Regions from separate parts of the Homo sapiens genome. Here region 2 is linked to region 1. A link is an interaction called in ENCODE POLR2A ChIA-PET data of the cell type or tissue named here. Cell type or tissue: Panc1. All regions are shown on one strand. Links, peaks and the distances in the headings refer to the core of each region. The heading gives the core; the rest is flanking DNA.

The links. Peaks named below come from ENCODE experiments on the same cell type or tissue, not always from the same donor. Only the 100,000 strongest peaks of a DNase experiment are listed, where the experiment ranks them.
Region 2: POLR2A ChIA-PET joins it to region 1 with 16 read pairs; 12 of 35 experiments call an interaction of 5 or more read pairs at or near these places.

What each region holds. Positions count from the first base shown.
Region 1 is chr11:66,023,992-66,026,794 of GRCh38, reverse strand. It overlaps CATSPER1 (cation channel sperm associated 1), which reads left to right and starts at 316. Exons shown (of 12, transcript NM_053054.4): 1 at 316-1,631. The coding sequence starts at 416. In Panc1, for the core only: no CTCF peak of the experiment used is centred there; no DNase peak of the experiment used is centred there.
Region 2 is chr11:65,899,423-65,902,225 of GRCh38, reverse strand. FOSL1 (FOS like 1, AP-1 transcription factor subunit) reads left to right here and starts at 1,838. Exons shown (of 4, transcript NM_005438.5): 1 at 1,838-1,985. The coding sequence starts at 1,887. RefSeq lists silencers at 1,447-2,046, 2,655-2,774, 2,740-2,803. In Panc1, for the core only: no CTCF peak of the experiment used is centred there; a DNase peak (open chromatin) is centred at 1,685; H3K4me3 peaks cover 2,415 bases; H3K27ac peaks cover 1,961 bases.

The DNA of each region.
Region 1 (2,803 bases), core at 304-2,803:
TGGGACTGAAGACTGGACCACTTGGACCATTTTCTTTCCAACAACAGGGCTAAAGTAGCTGATGAAGCCATGGCGCCCCCATGGACTTCTTTGTCCAGCTTTGCCAGTGACCTGTGAGGTCACCTTGGTCTAGTCCTTCCCTTTTCTTGACCTCGGTTTCCTCATTTACAATGAAGGAGTTTGACACAATAATTCTTGATTCCGAACTATAGCCCAGGAAGAGGCATTTGGGAATGAGGCCCTGGCCTGCTGGTGACATCATAGAGGGGAGAGTTCCACGAGAATAGTCAGGCCTTTCTGGAAGCCCAGTGCCACAGTCTGCATTGAGCTTGGCTCAGGAAAGAAGGGAAATCCAGGCGGGGCCTGTTGGGCCCAGGTCTTGAGCTCTTTTGGCTCCAGAGTTCCCAGCACAGTCATGGATCAAAACTCAGTGCCTGAAAAGGCTCAGAATGAGGCAGACACCAATAACGCAGATAGGTTCTTTCGCTCTCACTCATCACCCCCACACCACAGGCCAGGCCACAGCAGAGCTCTCCACCATTACGAGTTGCACCATCACGGCGTGCCCCACCAACGTGGTGAATCTCACCACCCTCCGGAGTTCCAAGACTTCCACGACCAAGCCTTGTCCTCCCATGTCCACCAATCTCACCACCACAGCGAGGCACGGAATCACGGCAGAGCCCATGGCCCCACAGGCTTTGGTCTGGCTCCCTCTCAAGGCGCCGTCCCCTCCCACCGTTCCTACGGTGAGGACTACCATGATGAGCTCCAACGTGATGGCAGGAGGCATCATGATGGGTCCCAATACGGTGGGTTCCATCAGCAGAGTGACTCCCATTACCATAGGGGGTCTCACCATGGCAGACCCCAATATCTCGGTGAGAATTTATCCCACTATTCCTCTGGCGTGCCCCACCACGGTGAGGCTTCCCACCATGGTGGGTCCTACCTCCCCCATGGACCCAATCCCTACAGTGAGTCCTTCCACCACAGCGAGGCTTCCCACCTTAGCGGGCTCCAACACGATGAGTCCCAGCATCACCAAGTCCCCCACCGTGGCTGGCCCCACCATCACCAAGTCCACCACCATGGCAGGTCCCGTCATCATGAAGCCCACCAGCATGGAAAGTCTCCTCATCACGGAGAGACCATTTCCCCTCATTCCTCTGTGGGGTCCTACCAGCGTGGGATATCTGACTATCACAGCGAGTACCACCAAGGTGATCACCACCCCAGTGAGTACCACCATGGCGACCATCCCCACCACACACAGCACCACTACCACCAGACCCACCGGCACCGAGACTACCATCAGCACCAAGACCACCACGGCGCGTATCATTCCAGTTACCTCCATGGCGACTACGTCCAGAGCACTTCCCAACTCTCTATCCCACACACATCCCGGAGCCTGATTCACGATGCCCCCGGCCCTGCTGCTTCTCGTACAGGAGTCTTCCCCTATCACGTAGCACACCCACGGGGCTCGGCTCACAGCATGACTCGGTCCTCCAGCACAATCCGCTCACGTGTCACCCAGATGTCCAAAAAAGTCCATACCCAGGATATCTCCACCAAACATTCAGAAGACTGGGGCAAAGAAGAAGGGCAATTTCAGAAACGCAAAAGTGAGTCTTTGCTGGGCCCCCCATGCCAACTCCTGCTGCCTGGCGCAGGATCCAGACCTGATCTCGGCCCCGCACTGTCCTTCCGCAGATCGTAAGGCCCGACCCTCCTGCACAGGTCCCCCACTGGCTATTCACTCTCCTGACTGTTCATGGTCCCATCTTTTATTCCTTGAATTATGTACCTCTTTAGGCCATGAGGTGTTTGTTCATTCAGTCACTGCCTTATTTATTCATATGTCTACCAGTCAAACATTGATACTCATCCAATGTGGGTGTGTGGCCTGCCTGGGCCATGGCAGCATGGGGAAAAATTCAACACAGTCGCTGCCCTCGAGGGGCCCAAAACTAGGAGTGGTCACTTAGCTGACCACAGATCATCCTGTGCTCGGGGCCTGCCCTCAGAACATTTACCATGGTGGATTCTATCTGTCCAGATTTCTCCCACTCACCTGTGAGCTGCTTGAGAACAGAGATTAGGAACTAATGCCTGAATGAGGGCCTTATTGGAGGGCAAGGAGGGACCATGGCCTTTAGCTCATACGCCACCAAACTTTCTTCCTAGTAGTTCAATAAACATGACAACAGGCCAGGCGCGGTGACTCACGCCTGTAATCTCAGCACTTTGGGAGGCCGAGGTGGGTGGATCGCTTGAGGTCAGGAGTTCAAGACCAGCCTGGCCAACATGGCGAGATCCCGTCTTTACCAAAAAAATACAAAAATTAGCTGGGCGTGGTGGTGCACCCCTGTAATCCCAGCTACTTGGGAGGCTGAGGCAGGAGAATCGCTTGAACCCAGGAGGCAGAGGTTGCAGTGAGCCGAGATCGTGCCACTGCACTCCGGCCGGGGTGACAGTGCAAGACTCCGTAGGAAAAAAAAAAAAAAAAAAAAAAAACAAATAGGCTGGGTGCGATGGCTCACATCTGTAATCCTAACATTTTGGGAGTCCAAGGTAGGTAGATTGCTTGAGGTCAGGAGTTGGAGACCAGCCTGGCCAATATGGCAAAACCCTGTCTCTACCAAAAAAATACAAAAATTAGCCGGGTGTGGTGGTGCGTGCCTGTAATCCTGGCTACACAGGAGGGTGAGGCAGGAGAATCTCTTGAAGCTGGGAGGCGGAGGTTGTAGTGAGCCGAGATCACGATACTGCACTCCAGCCTGGGCAACAGAGCGAG
Region 2 (2,803 bases), core at 220-2,719, 120 kb after region 1:
ATTTTCACATCTGTGATCTCACTTGATCCCACAACAGCTCTGTGAGATCAGCAGGGAGGCCCAGTTGAAGGAAGGTGACCTGCCCAGTGTCACACAGACAGAAAATGGTAGCTCTGGGACTAGAACCCCAGGGGCAATCTGGACTTCCTGGCTCTAAGTCCTGAGTGCACCCACAGGCTTCTGGCCTGTGTTCCCAAGGAAAGTAGCCCAGAGGGCAAAGCTAGAGCTGATGAAATGGAAGGACCGATGGAGAAGCAGGAGAGCCCAGCCCTCTCTTGATCTATTTACTTTGAGTCTTGCTCTGTCCCCCAGGCTGGACTGCAGTGGCGCAGTCACAGCTCACCGCAGCCTCAACCTCCCTGGCTTAAGCCATCCTCCCGCCTCAGCCTCCAGAACAGCTGGGACCACAAGGCAGGCGTACCACCATGTCCAGAAAATTTTATAATTTTTTGTAGAGATGGGGTCTCAAATGGTTCTTTCTGCCTTGGCCTTCCAAAGTGCTAGGATTACAAGCATGAGCCACCACACCTGGCCCCAGCCCTCTTTCTGTAGTCGTGTGACAACTGACAGCTCAGTACTCCATCTGGGCCTCAGTTTCCTCATCTATGATGGAAGTAATCAGAGAGAAGCTTTGGGATGGTGCCCAGCACTAACATTCTGGATGTGCGACAAGGTGTCTGTGAAGGTGTAAGGGCTTTGAAAATCTTGGCTGAGCCTGGGCTTGGAGTGCCCACGGCTGTGACTTGGCAACCTGTGCCAGCTACTCACTTAGCGACTTCAAGCAATTCATTTCAGCATCTCCCAGCCTCAGTTTCCCCATCTGTAAAACAGAGATGAGGATGATACCTGCCTCACATTCACTCACCTTTGACATACTCTCCAAACAAGTCTGGTGGCCACAAGCCTCCGAAAGGCACTGACCGTAATGAAGATGGCGTTTATCAGACCTCAGGACACCTGTAGTGGCCCTGAATTAAAACTCGTTATAGCTCCTGAAATTATCCTGAGTAATACTATTATATTGCATTTTATGTGGGGTTAGTTCAAAGCATTACCTTATCGCAAACATTTAAAATATACCACCCAGCCTGGGCAATACGGCGAGACCCAATCCCTACAAAAAACACAAAAATTACCTGGGTGTGGTGACGCGCGCCTGTAGTCCCACTTACTTGGAGGGGGCGCTGAGGCAGGAGAATCCCTTTAGCTCAGGAAGTTGAGCCTGCAGTGCGCCGAGATCGAGCCACTGCACTCCAGCCTGGGTGACAGAGACCCGGTCTCAAAAATATAAAGTAAAATAAAATATGCCACCATTTTTGTAACCCTGGTTTGTCATTTATTCACTTTTCATATACTCGAAGCCTTAAAACAAGGCCAGTGGAAAGACCTCACTCCACGAAGCTTTGGGTGGCGGTTGGCGTGGCTCCTAGAGATGTGATTCTTTCGTGCTATTTTGTGGGAGCAGAAACGGAGGTTAGCCCAGGCCTCGAGAGGGCTGGGGCGGGGCGCGGGCTCTGGCAGGTGCGTCAGTCCGCAGGGGAACCCGGGGCTCCACCTGGGCGCGGCGAGGAAGTTACACCATGTATGGGCAGCTACGTCAGGGGGGCGGGCCCGCAGCCTCCGGGGAACGCCGAGCCGGGCCCATCCCGGTGAAAAGGCTGCAGCCGGACTTGGGGAGGCGTCGCCAAGTTCGGGACCGACGGGCCAAGGCGGCGCGTCTCGGGGGTGGAGCCTGGAGGTGACCGCGCCGCTGCAACGCCCCCACCCCCCGCGGTCGCAGTGGTTCAGCCCGAGAACTTTTCATTCATAAAAAGAAAAGACTCCGCACGGCGCGGGTGAGTCAGAACCCAGCAGCCGTGTACCCCGCAGAGCCGCCAGCCCCGGGCATGTTCCGAGACTTCGGGGAACCCGGCCCGAGCTCCGGGAACGGCGGCGGGTACGGCGGCCCCGCGCAGCCCCCGGCCGCAGCGCAGGCAGCCCAGCAGGTGAGTGGGGCCCGACGCCGGTGGTCCCACGGGAGGACCGCGCGTGGGAGGCCGGGGTCAACTCCCGCACGCTCCGGGACTGGAGCGGGGAACCGGAGTCGGGGCCGGGCTGGGGGCTGGGGCGAGGATCCTGCCCCTCGCCGTCCGGGGCCAGTTGCCCCCACCGCGCAGCGGGCAGCAGAGACCCGCGAACTCCCCTTCTCCCAGCCGCCCCCTTCTCCCTCGCCGTCCGCGTCCGTCCCTCCGTCTCCGTGCCCGCTTTCTCTCCTCCTGCCCACCTCTGACTTCTGCGTCCACCCTGCTTCAGAAGGGGCGTGGGCGCCTAGGGTGGTCGCCTCGAAGGCTAGGAGGGTCTCTCCGCTTCGGGCTGAATTCCTGGGATCTGGAGTCTGGGCTGGGGTGAGGGTCCCCACACGGGAGGGAGGCGGGATCCGTCGGGAGAGCAGCTGGGCCAGGGTGGGAGTCCCGGCCCGGTCTGCGACCCTCCGCGTGTCCGTCCGTCTGTCTGTCCTTCGCCCCTCCGTCGCCAAGTCCCTATCGTTTCTCGGCCTGGGGAGTCCAGGGGGGTCCGGGCAGTGGAACCTGCCAGGTCCCCGGAGACCGGCCCTCGATCCCTTTGCCGAATGCGGCGAATAGAGACCTCGAGGTTCCGGGACGTGCGCGGGGTCAGGCTGCGGGCGACTCTCGCGACCCCACTCTCAGCCCCTAACGGCGCCCGCTGCCCGCCGGGGGGCACCCGGGAGGCTGCAGGTGCCCATTTCCTGTCGAGGGGCTGCGAGCACGTGTCGACAGGGGAGGGAAGGAGGGGCGTCCGTTCC